2 separate regions of the Homo sapiens genome follow, and region 1 is linked to region 2. The links are chromatin contacts, found by Hi-C or POLR2A ChIA-PET in ENCODE. All regions are on one chromosome and are shown on one strand. Each heading gives the region's core, a stretch centred on a gene start or an enhancer-like site at or near the end of the contact. The rest is flanking DNA. Distances are from core to core; before and after follow the strand shown. Region 1 holds the start of KLHL21 (kelch like family member 21). Region 2 holds the start of TMEM52 (transmembrane protein 52).

Region 1 (4,756 bases), core at 687-3,186, 4.7 Mb before region 2:
GTGATCCACCCACCTCGGCCTCCCAAAGTGCTGGGATTACAGGCGTGAGCCACGGCGCCTGGCCGAAAATGTTAACTTAATAAATTTTTTTAGGCATATGAATACATATAAATCAATTTGGGTCATACAATGAGTAATCTGATTTTTCGCTTTATAGCTCAAACATCTTTCCATTTCAATAAATACATCATTATTCTTCAAGGCTACATAGTAAGACTGAAATATGATGTTTAAAAATCCCTGTTATTGGGAATACAGAAAAACCGTACTCAATCCTCAACTATGGAAACATTATTGATTTAATCACTGGACTTACGCAAGATGGGTAAGCTGACCCAGGGGACGGGAGTTCTTTTCCCTACAAACATTCCACTTCCTGGCTACTCAGCCTTTCTTGTCACAAAGCCTGTGCAAGGAAGCTATTGGCCCTGCTCCTGGGCCCAGGAATGCTGCCGCTGCCTTGAATAGCTGTGTGAACAGTCCTTCTATGGGCAACAGGCGGCCCGCCTGGGTACCTGAATGTTTTCTGATTTGGGCCTGTGCTGCCCATGCTCACCCTGAAATTCAGACCAGATGCATTCTTATGGCAAAATGACGTGAAACTCTTAAGTAGAAGAGAAAGCCTGCGGTTCTCATTTCAGAGGTGGAATAAAAACAAAATGTCTTCTGGAAACGCTACGCGGCCCTAGACCTCGCTGGAACCAGGAAATGATAGCCAGCTCCCATGCGCGTGGCCTGCTCTGGGACCCACGTGGGCGGGCGCCTTCCTCAGGAATGCGTTCTCAAAGGCCCACCGGTGTAGGGGGGCTGGAAAACAGCACAAACCCAAGTGTTCTCTGCAAAGCAGCAGTCCTGGTGGTGAAATAGGGGTCTTTTCTAAAACTGAGCAAAGCCTACCTTCCACTGAGGAAAAAATGGCCTCCAAGGGAGGGCTCTTTTTCCCCTACAAGTGACATTCAAAGTGGTGCTGTGTCTATCGGAACTAAAATAAGGGCGATTCCTTCTTTCACCATTCCCCACCGCAGTACAAGTGACGGCGGGACTGTGCTTAGTGGCGTCATCTAGTTTCAAGGCGGTCTCCTATCTGACTTTGAGCCCTCGCTCTTTATACCCAGTTACCCTCTCGTGGAGTCCGAGCAGCTGCTTCAGGGAGGCCCGGGAGCCCCTAGGGCGGGCAGCCCCGGAGCCTGCAGCTGCGACGCAGACTCGGAAACTACAACTGCGCGTGAAGCCGACTAAAGTTAACGCCTGTGTGATTGAGTCAGAAGCTCCTTCAGGAACACAGGAGTGGGGCCGACTCCTGGAATCCGGCCCCGGGTCGCTTATAAATGCGCCAAGAAAAAAACGTCACCGAAAAACTTTATACGCGTTCTTGCTTTGGTCCAGAATGGTAAAAAGCCTATCCTTTGAGTGTGTCCCGTGATGGGGTTAACTAGCAACCCTTGAAACTAGTGGAACTCAAAAGCAAAACAAAAAGCCATTGTACCCAGCCGCCCCGGGACCTGGGCCGGCGCCCTTGGGAAGTCTGGCGTGAAAGGAGGGGTGGCTTTGGTTTCAGGGCCGAGCTCGCCTCTCCCGGGTTGGGTTCAGCAGCCGGGCCGGGTGGGTCGTGGGCAACCCCGGGAGGCCCCCGGTCCCGGCGCGCGGCGAGGCCGCCCTCGGACCTGGCACTTGTCACTCGCTGTCCCCGGCCCGGGCGTCAGCGGGGAGACGCAGAAGGGCGGAGGGAGGGAGCCGGCCGCGGACAGCGGTGACTCAGCCTGCGGAGCCGGGGGCGGGCGCCGCGCGGGGGACAGGCGAGCCCGCGCTCGCGGGGGGCGGTGGCGCCCGGCACAGAGGGGTTAAGGGGGCGGTGCAGACGTCTCCCCGCCCATCCCGCCCCTCGAGAGCCGCGGCGCCCCGCCCTATTTATAGCAGCGGTGCCTAGCGCGCCGCGTCTCTCCGCAGGCCCCGGCCGCGGCGTCCTCGACAACCTATCGAAGGCGCCATGGAGCGACCGGCGCCCCTGGCCGTGCTTCCCTTCTCGGACCCCGCGCACGCCCTGAGCCTGCTGCGCGGCCTGAGCCAGCTGCGCGCCGAGCGCAAGTTCCTGGACGTGACCCTGGAGGCGGCGGGCGGGCGCGACTTCCCGGCGCACCGTGCGGTGCTGGCCGCCGCCAGCCCCTACTTCCGCGCCATGTTCGCGGGGCAGCTGCGCGAGAGCCGCGCCGAGCGGGTGCGCCTGCACGGAGTGCCTCCCGACATGCTGCAGCTGCTGCTGGACTTCAGCTACACGGGCCGCGTGGCGGTAAGCGGCGACAACGCTGAGCCGCTGCTGCGCGCCGCCGACCTGCTGCAGTTCCCGGCCGTGAAGGAGGCGTGCGGGGCCTTCCTGCAGCAGCAGCTCGACCTGGCCAACTGCCTGGACATGCAGGACTTCGCTGAGGCCTTCAGCTGCTCGGGACTGGCGAGCGCGGCGCAGCGGTTCATTCTGCGCCACGTGGGCGAGCTGGGCGCCGAGCAGCTGGAGCGGCTGCCACTGGCGCGCCTGCTGCGCTACCTGCGGGACGACGGGCTGTGTGTGCCCAAGGAGGAGGCCGCCTACCAGCTGGCGCTGCGCTGGGTCCGCGCTGACCCGCCGCGCCGCGCCGCGCACTGGCCGCAGCTGCTGGAGGCCGTGCGCCTGCCCTTCGTGCGCCGCTTCTACCTGTTGGCGCACGTCGAGGCCGAGCCGCTGGTGGCGCGCTGCCCACCCTGCCTGCGCCTGCTGCGCGAGGCGCGCGACTTCCAGGCGGCGCGCTACGACCGCCACGACCGCGGGCCCTGTCCCCGAATGCGTCCTCGCCCGTCCACCGGTCTCGCCGAGATCCTCGTGCTCGTGGGCGGCTGCGACCAGGACTGTGACGAGCTGGTCACTGTCGACTGCTACAACCCGCAGACGGGTCAGTGGCGCTACCTGGCCGAGTTCCCAGACCACCTGGGCGGAGGCTACAGCATCGTGGCGCTGGGCAATGACATCTACGTGACGGGTGAGTGGGCCAGGGGCTGGGCAGGCTCTCTGGGGTTGAACCTCGCCGGTACGGGAGCCCAGCTATTCGCGGGGGAAGCGCACAGAGCCTGGAATCCTAGGGGCGCACCTGAGTCCAAGCTGGGGCTCTGGTGACTACATGTCTCTGGGCGATACTTTTAACCTTGAAGAAGGGCCCCTTGTGTGAGCCGGGACAAGTAGCTGCTTGTGGGTCTCTGTGCCCCGTGCGGCCGGGGCTGCCAGGCTGAGCCAACTCCGTGCCCAGGAGGTGCCTCCCCACTTGGTTGGAAGATACTGGGGCATTCACCCCGCACAATGGGTGCTTTCTTTTTCTCCTTAAGGAATCCAGGGACGGGCAGGAGGCCGACGCCCGGTGAGGCATCTGTTCCCCACAAGCCGGGGAATTTCTCCCTCCCTGCTGAGCCACACCGGGCCCCCTGACTCACTCTTTGTCACCCGGTGACAAGGTTCCCTTGGGCTTGCACCTAGGCTCTGTGCTCTGGTCACATGGTGTTTAGGCTGAACTCCCCGGAGCCTGTAAACATGGTCACATGTTAAGAGGTTTTCTTCCAGTTACTTGGCCCAAACCCCAAAACACTGCCGAGTCATGGTAGGCGGGTCCCAGTCCGCCTGAGTTTGGGCTTCTACGGTTTTTATTAAAGATAAATCCCAGTTCAAACACGAGGCTACCTCCTTTGTCGGGGTGAGGAAGGGCGGTCTCTGTGACTGCTATATAAGGAAAGAACCCACCAGGCAGGCGTGTGAGGCGGTTATCAGGCAAGGAGGTGGGGACTGGGATGTCACAGCTGCTGTGCCCAGCCTTGCATGTTCGCGAGAGAGCCCACTCTGGGACGTGCTCCGAGTTCCAGTGGGGCTCTGAGGTGTCAGGTGGGACAGTTGCTGGATTCTGTTGCCACAGCTTCCTTAGCCTGCTGCTCTGAGTCCAGCCTCTGCTGGGTTCTGCCAGAATCTGTGCCTCTTTCCAATCCAAGGTTGTCCCCAAGTTGATTGGGGACCGTGTCCCTCCCCTCTTCTGAAAGTCTGACCAGTGGCTTTGAGCAGATAATTTCTTCCCAGAACTGGCCACACTGGCCCCAGCTTTCTGCACACCCTTCCATAAATGTCCCAGCAGAGCAGTTAATCCCTTGGGTTTAGGCAGGTGGCTGGTTCATTCCTTTCAGCTGCCTTTCACACAGCTCCATGGAAGGGAGGAGGCCGGCAGAGCTCACTTCCTAAGAACAAGAACTTGCTTTTCTCCCTTTAGAGCTCAGGGCTGTGAAACAGAATGTCTTGTCCGCTCTGTCCTGTGGCGCCAGCCTGGGAGGCCAAGGGGTACAGCCCCCAGGATGCTTGGGGTCCCTTCATGTCCTGGGGTTTCTAATAGACCTGGTGTAATTTACGATTACAGCCAGTACCACTTTTTATTCTTAGCTTTTTATTGAAATTGAAAATACGGGCCGGGTGCAGTGGCTCTTTGTAATCCCAGCACTTTGGGATATCAAGGTGGGTGGATCACTTCAGCTCAGGAGTTCGAGACCAGCCTGGACAACATGGCGAAACCCCGTCTGTACAAAAAATACAAAAATTAGCTGGGTGTGGCGGCATGTGCCTGTTGTCCCAGCCACTCAGGAGGCTGAGGTGGGAGGATTGCTTGAGCCCAGGAGGTGGAGGTTGCAGTAAGCTGAGATCATGCCGCTGCACTCCAGTCTGGGTGACAGAGCAAGACTCTGTCTCAAAAATAATAATAAT
Region 2 (4,458 bases), core at 643-3,142:
ACGCCGGTCTTGAGCTGCCTGCCCTCACCCCCAGCCCCCCAGGGCCCACAGTGCCTAGGAACTTGCCATTGCCCCAAACTTCAAGCCAGTGACATTGACCCCGCAGTGGCGTTTTGCAGGATTTCTGTCCAATGGGTCCCTTGCTGCCCTTCCTGCGGCCGACCCACCATGGCTCAAGCTTGCGCCACACCAGATGGGAGGGGAAGGCAGGTTCCGCCAGGTCCAGGCCAGGCCCCGGCCGCAGGAGGAGGTGCTACTGGATGGCAATGTTTCCTGAATAGGCCCCTCTCTTCTAAACCCTGACCCGACTCTCCTGCTGGCAGGCCTCTGGTACTGAGTGGCGAGGCCCGCCCAGCTCCTGCGTGGGGGCCGTGCCCACACCTTCCGGAACTCGGGGCTGTGGCCTCAGGCTGTGCTGTGCACATGCACTCCCATTCCCACTCCCGTGCTGGGCCTCCACGACCAGTGCAGTCAATGTGGCAGGAAGAAGGGCCAGGGGCTGGGGGAGCTGGGCAGGCAGGAAGGGCCCTTGAGGACCGTGGCACAGGCCTTGGGAGGTGAAAGGCAACTTCAGGCAGAGCCCAACAGTGGAAGGAGTGATGCAGTGAAGGGGCAGGTATGGGCAGAAGAGCCACGCAGAGGAGGCCCTGCCCTCCAGGGTCACTGCCCTTGTGGTAGGGGTGGGGGACACTGAGCAGCGCCCACATGTGGAACAGTTCTGAGCAAGGGGTGCATGCCCCTCCTGCAGTAAGATGGACCCTGCCCCTTGCTGTGCTGACCACCTCCCTTAGCCTGACCACCAGAGAGACGGTGTGCTGTTGGTCCCACGGGGAGCAGAGGGCACCAAGAGCCTAACAGGGCCCCTGGCCTGGTGGCAGAGGGATAAGGGTCTGGGGTCCCCCTGGAAGAAATGGCCCCAGGCCTGCCCCTGCACAGGGAGCAGCAGACATTGCAGGCTGAGGGAAGGGCACTGGGCTCCCTGTGGCCCTCGGGAATGGAGGTCACATTCCCCAGGTGGGGCATGGCCCCCAAGGCCAAGTGCTTTGGGAAAGTGGTCTGCACCCAGCGCCTCAACAGCCCAGAGCCAGGGCCAGGCTCCAGCCCCCTGGGCCAGCCCCCAGACAGCGCCTGCAGCGCAGGTCCACAATCAAGTGTCCAAACACCAAGTTCGGGATGCCCAGCATCTTGGTGGCGTTACCCTACAGTCCACCTGGAGCCCGCCTGCGAGACTGGACCCGAGGGACCACACCCAAGGCAGCCACGACTTTCCAGGCCAGCTCCCGAGGGTCCCCGGGCCACGCCCAGACCAGCAGCAGAGCAGGCCACGCTCGGCCGAGGTTAAGGCGCCGTGCCCGGGCTGAGGACGAGACCCACCGTCGCCTCACGAGTCTGGGCCAGGTGGAGCTGCGGGGTAGGGCTTGTGGCGGACAAGCCCTCTGAACACGTTGGGCGTGGCCCAGTGGGAGGGGATTGCGCTGAGCGGGGTATGGTGGGCGAGGCTTACGTTGGGCATGGGGCCAGTGGGCGGGGTTTGCATTGAGTGGAGGCCCAGCGAATGGGGGCGTCTCGTGGGCGAGGGCTCCTGTGGGCGGGGCCTGCGGCGAACAAGGCTTGCACTGGGCGGGGCCCAGTGGGCGGGGTTTATGCTGCGTGAGGCGTCCTGTGGGCGAGGCCTGCGACGAACGCGGTTTGCTCTGGGCGGTGCCCGGAGGGCGGGGTTTACCCTGCGTGGGGCGTCCAGTAGGCGTGTGCGCCTGTGGGCGGGGCCTGCGGCCAGCGGGGCCCGGTGGGCGGGGTTTACTCTGAGCGGGCGTTCTGTGGGCGTGTCATGTGGTGGGTGTGTCCTGTGGTGGGCGGGGCCCCATAAAGCCGCGCCGCCGGGCTTTGCTCCAACCTCCTCAGAGCATGGCCCGGGGGCCGCTGGCCGCCCGCGGACTGCGGCTGCTGCTGCCGCTCCTGCCGCTCCTGCCGCTCCTGCCGCTGCCGCAGGTGGGTCGGGCGGCGTTCTCTCTCGGTTCGGCCACCGCGGGGCGGGTCCCTGCTCGGACCACGCCCCTCCCGGGCTCACCCTTGTCCCCACAGGTGGCGCTGGGCTTCGCGGACGGCAGCTGCGACCCCTCGGACCAGTAAGTCGGGGGGGAGGGAGCCGGGGCCTGGCCCCGCCCTATGGGGAGGCACGGGTGGCGAGGTCGGCCGTCCCATGCCCCGCCTGCTCCAGGTGCCGCCGTCCCCACAGGTGCCCGCCCCAGGCCCGCTGGAGCAGCCTGTGGCACGTGGGGTAAGTGGAGGCCGCGGCGGAGCCGTGCGTCCGACGGTTCTGGGGCGGGGGTCACCGGGGCCAGGCCCGCCAGGCCCTTACCTCACCAGGCCGCCTCCGCTGTCGCCCAGTCCCGGCCGCTGGCGGGAACTGACCTGGAGCAAGCAGGACCTTCCCTCCCACCTCTCCCGCCTGGCCTCCGCGGGAGTCCCCTACGATCCCGCTCAGCAGTGGGGCACTCGCTGAGGACAGCGAGTCCTGGGAGTGAGCCCAAGGCCACCCCTGGCCAGCCCAGGAGAGATAGCCAGGGCAGGCCCAGCAGCCCGAGGCCAGGCTCTGGCCACGGCGGTCTCCGACATGGAGAGACATTGTCTGCTTTTTATCCTGTTAACCTGTCTTCGGTGGTTGTGCCACGACATTCCCCAGGGTGCAGGTGCCCGGTGGCCGAGGGTCAGTCCAGTGGTAGAGCCTTGCTCTCCTAGGCTCATCCTGCTGGCGGTCCTCCTGCTTCTGCTGTGTGGTGTCACAGCTGGTTGTGTCCGGTTCTGCTGCCTCCGGAAGCAGGCACAGGCCCAGCCACATCTGCCACCAGCACGGCAGCCCTGCGACGTGGCAGTCATCCCTATGGACAGTGACAGCCCTGTACACAGCACTGTGACCTGTGAGTGCCTAGGGGCCCGCCAGTTGAGGGTGGAGATGGCGGGGGTAAATGCCAAGCCCGCCTCCACGAACCCACTCTGGTTCCCTGCAGCCTACAGCTCCGTGCAGTACCCACTGGGCATGCGGTTGCCCCTGCCCTTTGGGGAGCTGGACCTGGACTCCATGGCTCCTCCTGCCTACAGCCTGTACACCCCGGAGCCTCCACCCTCCTACGATGAAGCTGTCAAGATGGCCAAGCCCAGAGAGGAAGGACCAGCACTCTCCCAGAAACCCAGCCCTCTCCTTGGGGCCTCGGGCCTAGAGACCACTCCAGTGCCCCAGGAGTCGGGCCCCAATACTCAACTACCACCTTGTAGCCCTGGTGCCCCTTGAAGGAGGTAGGAGAACGGACCAGAGCTTGGAGAACTAATGCTTGGAGCCAAGGGCCCCAGCCCACCCCACCGTCCCACACATTGCTGTGGCCCCAACCTCGGTGCCATGTTACACCGGCCCCTGGCGTCACCCACTAGGCAGGCTGCTGCTTTCAGCCTCAGCCCCTGGCCCAGCCCCAGCAGGCCCTCAGCCTGGAAGAGGCCCCTTGGGCCTAAGCCTCGGGTGGGAGCTCAGGGCCACCTGTGACGTCTGCATCTTCTTGGAGAGAGAATAAAGTTTGTATTTAAGTGGTCTCTGCCTATGTGGGAAGGACTCTGGGACTCCAGGGCTCTGGGAGGAACCCTTGGGCAGCCAACCCCCAGTGCAAGCAGGAAGGGCGAGCGTGTGGTCCCCGGCCTGTACCCAGTCCAGGTTTCAGGCTGGCATTCCTAGCCCTGAGCTGGGCAATGGGTGGTGTCAGGTGTCGTGGCAGAAATGACTGGGGCTGTTTCTGTGACTGGGCCAGGAAAACTCTTTTCCTTCTCCAGCCCCACGCCTTTGCCTGTTGCCCCCCAACCCAGGCTGGGACAGTGAGGCACACACAGGTTGGGCTGGAACATTTATTTTACACGGAGCCGGGGGAGTGGGGGCCAGGGGGCAGGGGCAGCAGCCTTCCCGGGCAGGCCTCCCCCGGCTGCGGCAGCTGCACCTACTGGATCAGCTTGAAGGACTCCCCCGTCATCATGGCCACAAACTCTGGGAACAGAGGGGCAGGTCAGCAGCTTGCCCCGGCCCAGCCAACGGCTCCCAGGGCTCCAGGCCACTCACCCTCATAGTCGATGGTCCTGTCCCCATCCTTGTCGGCCTCCTTCATCATCTGCTCCGCCTCCACCTCGTTGAGGGGCTCCCCTGCGTTCATTAGCACGTACCTACGGGGCCTGGCGCTGAGCCACTCCATCGGCCCTGCCCGTGCCCGCCCACCACCCGCCCCCAACCCGGGCCCTACTTGAGTGTGTTCCAGTCAATGTAGCCCTTGCCCTCTTTGTCAAAGACACGGAATGCCGCCCTCAGCTCGCTCTCCTGGTTCTGGGCCTTCTCATGGTAAACTCCCATTAGTGCCAGGAAACCATCGCAGTTGAAGAACCCTTTGTCTGCAAGGGGCACAGCTGGGGCTCAAGGGATGGGGCACA

Evidence for each region. A loop is a pair of places that touch in the nucleus more often than their neighbours do. ChIA-PET counts read pairs that join two places held with the same protein, here RNA polymerase II (POLR2A). Pooled maps may share reads with other maps.
Region 1: a pooled map shows a loop between it and region 2 (9-fold over the local background). The contact joins the promoter of KLHL21 here to the promoter of TMEM52 in region 2. A Hi-C loop is called at or near these places in 1 of 168 maps with a recorded cell type or tissue (gastrocnemius medialis) and 7 of 50 pooled maps. POLR2A ChIA-PET finds 5 or more read pairs at or near these places in 1 of 52 experiments (endothelial cell of umbilical vein).

The regions. Positions count from the first base shown.
Region 1 is chr1:6,600,049-6,604,804 of GRCh38, reverse strand. KLHL21 (kelch like family member 21) reads left to right here and starts at 1,936. Exons shown (of 4, transcript NM_014851.4): 1 at 1,936-3,008. The coding sequence starts at 1,988. It overlaps LOC107984913 (a long non-coding RNA gene), which reads left to right. Exons shown (of 2, transcript XR_001737882.3): 2 at 158-1,358. RefSeq lists silencers at 218-566, 1,531-1,920, 2,521-2,680, 2,861-2,940 and enhancers at 981-1,130, 1,171-1,330, 1,351-1,440, 3,201-3,250, 3,281-3,420 and 1 more.
Region 2 is chr1:1,916,713-1,921,170 of GRCh38, reverse strand. It overlaps TMEM52 (transmembrane protein 52), which reads left to right and starts at 1,892. Exons shown (of 5, transcript NM_178545.4): 1 at 1,892-1,989; 2 at 2,083-2,126; 3 at 2,237-2,278; 4 at 2,740-2,918; 5 at 3,009-3,580. The coding sequence starts at 1,906. The coding sequence ends at 3,289. It overlaps CALML6 (calmodulin like 6), which reads right to left. Exons shown (of 6, transcript NM_138705.4): 4 at 4,275-4,419; 5 at 4,097-4,197; 6 at 3,875-4,024. The coding sequence ends at 3,978. RefSeq lists enhancers at 528-1,120, 1,121-1,714, 1,774-2,575 and a silencer at 1,656-2,295.